2 separate regions of the Homo sapiens genome follow, and region 1 is linked to region 2. Evidence: chromatin loops called from intact Hi-C (ENCODE). Cell type or tissue: IMR-90. All regions are shown on one strand.

What was found. Peaks named below come from ENCODE experiments on the same cell type or tissue, not always from the same donor. Only the 100,000 strongest peaks of a DNase experiment are listed, where the experiment ranks them.
Region 1: a loop joins it to region 2, with 7 times the contacts of the local background. A loop is called at or near these places in 2 of 110 quality-filtered maps.

Annotation. Positions count from the first base shown.
Region 1 is chr2:222,054,580-222,059,579 of GRCh38, forward strand. No RefSeq gene overlaps it. Among named protein-coding and RNA genes, the nearest start is that of CCDC140, 240 kb to the right of the region's middle. In IMR-90, a CTCF peak has its summit at 2,849 (motif pointing right); no DNase peak of the experiment used is centred here; H3K27me3 peaks cover 481 bases.
Region 2 is chr2:222,901,814-222,906,813 of GRCh38, forward strand. All of the region lies in intron 3 of ACSL3 (acyl-CoA synthetase long chain family member 3), which reads left to right. It also overlaps the pseudogene ATG12P2. Among named protein-coding and RNA genes, the nearest start is that of ACSL3-AS1, 15 kb to the right of the region's middle. RefSeq lists enhancers at 4,316-4,888, 4,889-5,000. In IMR-90, a CTCF peak has its summit at 2,006 (motif pointing left); DNase peaks (open chromatin) are centred at 1,998 and 2,888; H3K27ac peaks cover 2,288 bases.

The DNA of each region.
Region 1 (5,000 bases), 850 kb before region 2:
TTCTCTCCTAGAGATCTCCAGTACCTCATGAGCTATAGAATATACATGATTTCTAATTATATATAAAGCCAGAAAAATATTGAAATGTGATGATATGCTTTTGGAGGGGCATTTAAAATCTTATGAACTCCCAATTGACAAAGGAAAAATGACCCATACTTAAATTTGACTTCTTTCCTAGTGTTTTTTCTAGTCTTTTCCATGGTTTTTTTTTTTCAGGATTTTTGAATAAGACATTTCAGTCTTTGTAATAAAACCATCAACAGTATCTCAATCCAAATTTCTAACAGTTTACATTCTTAGGAATGTGTGCTTTATTAGACTCATAAACAGTAATAATCGTGATTGCTACAATTTCGTGAATGCTGGTTCTATGCTGGAAACTGTACTAGGTGCATTCTATGGTCTATTGCTAATCCTTAATCACCACCCTGTTTGGCAGATGCTATCATTCCCATATTAGAGAGTAAGATAAAGTTAAACAAGGACTAGAGCTATTTCCCTAAGGGGGAGATGAGGCATTAACCATGCCTTTTCGGTTAATTCCACAAGTAAATAATACTAGATACTCAGTGTCATCATCTCTACAGATTTATTGCCTTCCTTCTGTGGACCAACCTCTTTTCTAGATGTTCATAAACATTGGCTTATTTAATCCTTGCAAAAGTCTCAAGAGATGCCTCTAATTCTCACCAGGGTGGGGGTGAGAAAACTGAAAATCAGCGATATGCTCAGAAATGGCAAAGTTAAGAACCTAACACAGATTTTTTTATGTCAATTTCAATGCCTTTCCACTAAAATCCGATTGCATCCCAGACAAACAAAAATAAGAAAGTCATACTCACTTTTGTAATGTGGCAGGAGCAGCCTGTTTACTGCTGTGCCTTCACTGTCAAAAGCATGCCTGAACTTTTCCCAGCAGGCAGCTGAAAGTGTAGCGGAATTATCAAAGGGGTGCCATTAGCAAGAACTCTGTTCGAATCTGCTGCGATGCAATAGCTTAAGGGAGTGGGTTGTTTATCCCTTAAGGGAACTTAAGGGAGTGGGTTGTTTATCCCTTAACACTTGTTTCTCTATCAGCCAAATGGACATTCTTACCTGTCTCCTCATCATCTTTGGAAATTAAACTCCATGAGGGCAGGGACTTTGTTTATCTTGTTCACTCCTCTTTTCTCAAATGTTTAAAACATACAATACACTTAAAATATTTTTGTAGGGAAAAAGAACATGATTCACAGGTTTTGTAAAGATCAGATGAGTTCATATGTATGAATGTTCTGTTTATTCTTTCTCCCTCCCATCTGAGAGATTAACCTTCAAATTAGGTTAGCTTAGTCTTGTAAACTAGATCTGTCTACACATCTAGATATGGATCCTTCTTGACTTCTAAAAAGCCTTATCTTTTAAGTACAGTTGGAGAATGCCTAAAGCTTTGGGATTTTTAAGATTCAGTGAGTGAAAAACAATTACCAAAATACTTTAATTTGCTTTCTAGCCACTTCATCCATATGACTTTGAATCGAACACTTAAAACTATCTGAGGTTCTGAGAGTGGGGATGCTATTACACTCTTAAGGTTATTACAAATATTAGCCTAAAAGTATAAAGAATATTTTTTCTAAATGAAAAATACTTGTCAAAGCATGCTTGTTAATCAAAACTGCTGTCAGTCTAGATTACAAATTCAGATCATTTATCTTAATGATTTGGCAAGAAGTTTTTAAACTTAATAATTGCATTGACAATAATGATGAGAGCTAATACTCACTGAGAACTTCTAAGGGCTGAGTGCTCACTCCAGCACTTTACATGTGTCCATTCATTGAAACCTCACATCTCTCCTGTGAGATGGGTGTCGTACATGGGTAAGCTGAGGCACAGGCAGGCTAAGTAAAAGATACAACCAGAAAGTAGGGTTTGAAGCCAAGCAACTGGATTCAGAGACTGAGCTCTTAACTACTAAACTGTGTGTGTTTCAACTTCATGATTGAGCCATCTCTTTAGATCAGGGTTCTCTACCTTTTCGCAGATGAACTCCTTCATCAGTCTAACAAAACCTATAGGCTGCCTGTCAGAGTAATGCTCATAATGCTTTAAATAAAATACATAGGATTACGAAGAGAATAAATTACTGTGAAAATAGTTATTTAAATGTTTTTAAAACTAAATGTACAACAAGATAACATATTTGCTTCTTTATTACCTGTTAAATAACAAGAACTGGTGTGAGGGTCTGATCATTGCTGTTATTTAGTAGATGAATAGCATATGTAATGACATGAAAATGTCTCATTTCTTTTGGTGTCGAAATCTCAGGTATTGCTAACACTACCGTGGTTTGCAGCTGACGTTCTTGATTGAAGGAAATGCTAAATTTCAGATTTAGAGTAGTGAAAATAAAGATGTAAATTTTTCCCATCCAAATTTCTGGACCACTGGATTCTGTCCTGCTCTTCTTGAGCAGACCTTCAGTTCAGTAGCCTAACTTTAGAACGTGTTTATTGTTTCCAGGTAACAGAAAACTCTCACTGGCATACTTTGAAATAGATGTAGGTTTTCCTTTTGAAATATCATGGTAGTTTTAACTTGGACTTTGTTGAAACATGACAAATTAAAACATGTCAAAGGGCTTATTTTCTATATAGAGTGCAACTCTTTTCTGTTTAGGCTTAACTATCAAAACTAATTTCAACTGTTGCCACATCACTTGAAGTTCATTAATTAGTGAATATATGGAGATATAAACTCAAGCCAGCCTAATCTAAGAACTGTAATTTAGCCTGCTTGTACATTTCTGTGATACTACAGTACAGTTCTCGAAAACAATCTGTCTTTATTCTATACAACCACTAGATGGCACTAATTGTTTGCTAGTCCTCTTTCTGCCCAAAATTCTACTCCCCCCCTCCACCCTCCATTTCCCACCCCCAAATTGAGAAAGGTTTATCTGGCAACTTTATCCACAAAAACTAAGCGTTGACATATCTTTCTGAAATAAATTAAAGCATTTTTTTCATTCCGTTTTTATCTTTTAAAGACCATTACATCATTTTGTTCTTTCTTCGATTCTCCAGGGGGTTTTTCAAGTCCATTAGAACTTCAGCAATTCAAAATGTTTCGCACCAATTAGAACTAGCTTCTTCAAAACATGGTGTGCTTTTCCAGCAAATGCATGATCCATGGGAAGCCTTGCTTCCTATCTGGGATGCCGGCAACAGAAGCATTTTTAGAGCAGCAAAATTATTGTGTTACATGTCTTCCTGTCACAGCAGCTAGATACTTGTCCTCCACTGCTTCAGAGAAATCACATTTATAGGCTGGTGCATCAGTCCTGGGTCATAAATAGGACAAGGGCTGCACTCAATAAAACATTGGACCAACACACTTCTCAGTGATATGGGATTGGTGAGAAGCATTTTTAAAGGAGTAATAAAATGTAACTATGTTTTAAAACTGTCTCTTGAAATAAGCACATTCTTACATTAGCATCTGAAGTAATGTACTAGCAAGAAGCACAAAAAAAGATATATTTCCAGGAGTACTGAAGTCCTACTGTTGTATTTCTTGGTGTAAAACACATACCACTGTGTTAATTTTCATAATTTTGTATATTGCATGTAGTGTCACATACAATGAACCAATGAGTGCAAGCTACTCTATTAGTCATTTGGATCCAGACGAAGGAATCAGATTGAATGGTTGTCATTGAGGAGGTAGTATCCCCATTCTCTCTGCCTCTGATAGAAATCACCATTGGAGCTGTGAGTGACAACCCTACCTCTGAGCGTGGGAAATCTGATTGTTCATTGTAAATATTTACACCTCCATTTACCATCCAAAGCCAAACATGTGTTTAGCTTCCCCCATTCTAAAATTTCATCGCAGAATCGATCAACCTTCAAAAAGGTTTATTATATCTCCTAAAGTTATGATTGTCAAGAATACAAGACTCCTAATGACATGGATTTTTTTTCCAACAAGAACAGGAAAAAAAGCTGGGTTGGTGGGGAGCAGTAAATTCTCAAAGCTCAAGAGGCTATTGTTAATATTTGTACCACTCTATTGATTTGGGGCAGAGATGTATGGGTCCATGCAGGGGAGGGCAGCCAGAGGAAAAGAGTGGGCTGGCATCAGCCAAAACCCAAAAGAGCTTACATGAATGAAATGAGGCTAGATCACAAAAGGAGTTTGTCTTGTCTCCTGGTTTTCCTGTGGCTGTGTTTATCTGCTTACTGTTGGAGGAATATATATATCCACATGGTATTTGAAAAGCCTTGGCTTTTGTGTCTAATATTCCTAGCCAGTGTGTCAAGTCCCAGAGCACCAAAGTTCATGCAGTTCACCATTGGTTGCAGGTGGCGTCCCCAGGATTCTCTAGCATGGCTCTATGGGCTAAGAGAGAGACTCTTTCTCCAGGGCGGGGAGGGGATGAGGGTATCAATTCCAGAATGCACTTGGCACTCACTCACTGTGGTTCTTTGAAACATTCCAAGAGCAGTTTTCCACAGAGTGAAAAGAAAGTAAGAAGCCAACTCAGTCCCTGGAAATGGAGTGTTAGGGAAAAAAATAATGCTTTCCTGTTCTAATACATTTGTCTTCCTAAAAGCTTCTTTTTTGTACTTTTTTCCAAAAAATTATTATCTTTAGATCTAGATACAGGAAAAACATTTTCAAAGATACATTTGGTTAAGTGCTTTTTAAGCATTTGTTTGGAATTAAGTCTGACATTCTCTTTTTCTCAGATTGCCCTACAAATTAGCACAGAATTATTGGCTTTTACCCAGAGAAAAAGAAGTGGAAAATAATAATAATGGTATGAAAGTATGGACCAGAACTCTGAATCCTGAAAGAGTTTACTTATTTTCCAAGAGAAGGGGTAGGGTGTAGGCAATAGATTTCGTTTGTGTGTGTGTGTGTGTGTGTGTGTGTGCGTGTGTGTGTGTGTGTGTGTGTGTGTTTTATACATGCCATGTAAGAATTATTTCATATTTCGGCCGGGC
Region 2 (5,000 bases):
GCACGCCTGTAGTCTCAGCTACTCGGGAGGCTGAGGCAGGAGAATCACTTGAACCCGGAGGCGAAGGTTGTAGTGAGCCGAGATCGCGCCACTGCACTCCAGCCTGGGTGACAGAGTGAGACTCGGTCTCAAAAAAAAAAAAAAAAAAAAAGAACTCAAATATTGTTGAGGTAGCAAATATTCTATCATCTGAAACCTCAGTGGTAAACACAATACCCAAATTTAACATATTTTTGTTACTTGTTAAATACATGCGTGTAAATATATTCACTTAAGTAAACTAAGTGGACAAAATTAGATAAGTCTTTTTTCATATCCAACTTATTTAACTTGATACACTTTCCAGCTTTCAACATAATTGCAAATTTTTATAATCTTGTAAGATAATGTTATGTAATTCAACTTGTCAGTATTATTCTAGTGCTATTAGCTATATTAATTACATAAAGACATTGATGTAAGGGGACTCAAAAATTCATAGGTTTGGGTAGAAAATGAGAACTAGACAGTGATTTCATCACTATAAATTTAGTTGTTACTTAGCGTCCCCTGAGGCTAATGTATGGCAGATCCCTGTAGCCATAAATTGCATTCTGGGCTTTAAGGGATTAAAATATAATTCAAATCCTTCAATAAAATCATACCATTCACACCATTACCTTTGAAAATAAATACTTGGAATTCTAGTACATACCTTAGATCTTGTTTGTACATGCCATTCAATTTATTATAATGCTTTAAAAAAGATATTGATGCAGGATTCTTGCTCCTTAGTTCAGCTAAATCCAGGTTCTTGTCTCATGACCAGAAAAAAATTAGGCATGTGGACACATTGAAGGATGAGGAGGGCGGAATTTATTAAGCAAAAGGAAAGCTCAGCAAAGAGAGGGGTCCTGCAGGCAGGTTTCTACCTCACAAATTGAATACCAGGGCCACCACACAGGAGCTGAAGAGTGCAGACTTCTCCTCTGCATGAGGCACAAATTCCTGGTGGCTCCACCCTAGGGCATTATTCAGAAAGAATCAGTCAGGAAACGGTGGGCAAACTGGGACAGACTTTCTCCCTCTGGGTCACGGGTTTCAACCTGGACCAGCAGTCCAGTCTTTCAGCCTTCAGGTTGCTTTAGGCTTGAAGGTGAGGTTTCACCGGGGACTCTACCCTATCTGCCTAGGTATTTGTCTGCCTCCAGCCTCTATCAATATGGTACTACAAATAGAAGGAAGAAAAAAAAGTCAAATCACACCTTAGGAAATTACAGCCTAGTAGCATCAGTAAAAATGGTACTGTTAGTCATGTCATGAAATAGACGTAAAATTGAAGGTTGATTTTCTTTTTTTTTTTGAGATGAGGTCTGGCTTCGTGGCCCAGGCCGGAGTGCAGTGGCATGATCTTAACTTATCGCACTTTTCATCTCCTGGTCTCAAGTCATCCTCCCACTTGATTCCGCCTCTTGAGTAGCTGGTACTACAAGTGTGTGCCACCATACCTGGCTAACTTTTGTAGTTTTTGTAGAGACAGGGCTTCGTCATGTTTCCCAGGCTGGTCTCAAACTTCTGAGCTCAAGTGATCCATTTGTCCTGGCCTCCCAAAGTCCTGGGATTACAGTTGTGAGCCACCATGCTGGCCTGTTTTTCAATTATTGATTGCTTTCAAGTTGGAAAGTGCATTGTGAAACACTCAAAGATGTTGCTGGGATTATTTAGTTCTTTTGATACTATATAAATAAATGACAGAGTAACACCATAGTTATATGATTGGAACTCAAGAAATATTAAATGATAGGATTGAAAAGAGTTATATGAGTCATTTGTCCAGAATTTATAAAATTTTTTTCTGTATCCCAATGGAATAAATTTAAACTATGTATATTCTCTGAAATAGTCTTCCAGTTTGCCCAACATGCTTGCTCTCCTGACTAGATATTAGCTAAAAATTAACAAAACAGTCTTTTCTCCTGTTACTGTGTGGTAAAGATGTAAAACCCTTTTTGCCAGCAGGGCTGCCCTCTACTGGACTATTTAAGGTATTCAGTGAGCAGGTCAATATGACTATTTTACAAGAAGGTAACACAGTGGGTATAAATGTAAACATCCCATATCCCAAACAAACTGAAGTTCCCTGAATAGTTAAAAAAAAAAAGCCCTTTAATAAACTTTTACCATTAAAACAATTATGGTCGGCTGGGCGCGGTGGCTCACGCCTGTAATCCCAGTACTTTGGGAGGCCGAGGCGGGCGGATCACCTGAGGTCAGGAGTTCGAGACCAGCCTCAACATGGAGAAACCCCGTCTCTACTAAAAATACAAAATTAGCCGGGCGTGATGGTGCATGCCTGTAATCCCAGCTACTCGGGAGTCTGAGGCAGGAGAATTGCTTGAACCTGGGAGGCGGAGGTTGCAGTGAGCCGAGATCGCACCATTGCACTCCAGCCTGGGCAACAAGAGCGAAACTCCATCTCAAAAAACAAAACAAAACAAAACAAAAAACAATTATGGTCATTTTGAGAACTGGTAGTGAAGTTTATATGGTCTTAGTCTCCATTTCAACCTTGGAGGCAGATCTGTGGCAATGAGAATAGTAATGTATAGGAACGGTGGGTCTGCTCTGATGTCAGTCTTTTATGATGATTTGTATATTAATACAAATCACGTTTTTGTGAGTCCATTCATGCTGTGGATGTTTTCTTAGGCATTAGCATAGGTCATAGTGGACACATACTGAATAGGTCATATCTGTTAAGGCTCTTGCTACAAAGCATCAAAACTTTTCAGAACTATTTCCTCTGTGAAAATTCATTTTAAGTAGCAAGTTGTTTTTTTCTGTGGTTCATTCCCATGCCTGAGATTTGCAGTAATGTAGAACTAGTTTACCATCACTGCTGAAACACTCATAGAAGGTTCCAAATTCCTGGTCCAGGGAAAGAGCAAAAGCCTGACTCACATAAATAAACAACTGAGGTTGCAAGTTTAAGGAACTTTTTTGATGAAGTCAAGGAGTCTTTGGATGGTTCGAGTTCACTCTACTGCCTGCTTCTTTGTTTTCATAATAGGAACATGTCCCACAGCCTTTAGTAGGATGTCAGAATTTTCTTGATGTTGCCAGCAGGATCCTGTGTCCCAGGAAACTACAGTGGAATAAGGGGGGTCTGAGGTGCTTGCTTTGGGGAGACCTCTAGAGTAAGTCCTTTGCTGCCAGCAGCAGTTAAGGGAGGTAGCTGTGACATTGTCTTCAGCTTCTGCCATCTTGTTAGGTCCCAGGTGAGATTTTGAAAAGGATTGTTCAGGGGTGGTAAGAGCTCAAACAGGCCTGCCTCAGCCTCATGATAAGCCACTGCATCTGGCTAATTTTTTTATATATGTTTTTTGAGACAGGGTCTTGCTTTGTTGCCCAAGCTGGAGTGCAGTGGCAGGATCACAGCTCATTGCAGCCTCGATCTCCCTAGGCTGAGGTGATCCTCCCATCTCAGTCTCCCGAGTAGCAGGGACTACAAGTGTGCACCACCACACCCTGCTAATTTTTCTCTTTTTTGTAGAGATGAGGTTTTACTATATTGCCCCGGCTGGTCTTGAACTGCTGGGCTCAAGCAATCCGCCTGCCTTGGCCTCCCAAAGTGCTGGGATTACAGGCATGAGCCACCATGTCTGGCCATGATATTATTTTTAATTCAAAAACAAACATGCAAAATTAAATTTTAGTGAGAGAACTTAGTTGGATAACATCTTTCTTCTGGGTTATTAGGGTATGTTTATTCTTTGCAACTCTGATGTTCTAGGTGTAGCAAGACCGTTTGTTTTCATTTTGCCATTTTCCTGTACAGAAAGCTTTAATGTCTCCCCATGACCTTTATGGCAAAAACCAAATTCCCTCGACCAGTCTTTGGATTACTACACAATACATTGTCAAAGAAAATAGCCTGGAATGGTGAACAGAGCCTGAGGCTCAGTTGGGAGTCCTGACTTCTCATCAGCTGTGCATGAGCAAATTTGGAGGTGTTCCTTAACTTGTAAAATCGATTTGGATTTTTGGTATTTTAAGCATGATTTCCTTTAGTTCTTTTTTTTTTTTTCCAGAGTGCTAGAATTCAGTCTTTTAGTTCTTTGAACATATTTATAATAGCTGCTTTGCTGTCTTGTCTACTAAGTCTGACATCTGGGCCTTCAAGGACAATTTCTGCTGCCTGCTTTTCCCTTCTTTCTGTGTGTCATACTTTTCTGTTTATTTGCATGCCTCATGATTTTGTGTTGTAAACTGGGCATTTTAGATAGTATTTTGTAGCAACTCGGAATACTGATTTTCCCTCCCCTCTTCCAGGGCTGCTGCTTGTTGTGTTGTTTCCTTATTTGTTAACTGACTTGGCTGAGCTATTACACTGAGGTTTGTTTATTCTGCACAGTGTACCCTCAGATGTTTCTCCTCAAGAGGGTACACTTGGGCACGCACATAGTCACCCTGGACTGCCCTTCTTGAGAGATGATAGCCGATTTTCAGCAGGGCTTTCTTTAACTCTCAGATCTCCTTGTTAAGCTTCTGCTTTCATTGGTATCACCACCCAGCAACTATTCTTCACTAATTGCTAACTGATTGCTTTATTGTTTTGGACAAAGCTTTGGGCCATAAATTTCCCCACTTGTGATCCAGTTAAATTAAGATGCCCTTTGTATAGGGGTTGTGTTTGATGGCAGTCTTTGAGGCTTGTCATGTCAAAAAGGAGGATTCTTAGGTATCTCTTTCCCTGGTTCTCTGTGAAACTTCTACAGTAGTTGGTTAGTCTTTCACTTGCTGCTGTCACAGAACTACCAGCCTCATTTTTTTTTTTTTTTTAGATGGAATCTTGCTCTGTTGCTGGGCTGGAGTGCAGTGGCGCTATCTCTGCTCACTGCAATCTCCGCCTCCCAGGTTCAAGCGATTCTCCTGCCTCAGCCTCCCGAGTAGCTGGGACTACAGGCGTGTACCATCACGCCCAGCTAATTTTTGTATTTTTAGTAGAGACGGGGTTTCAC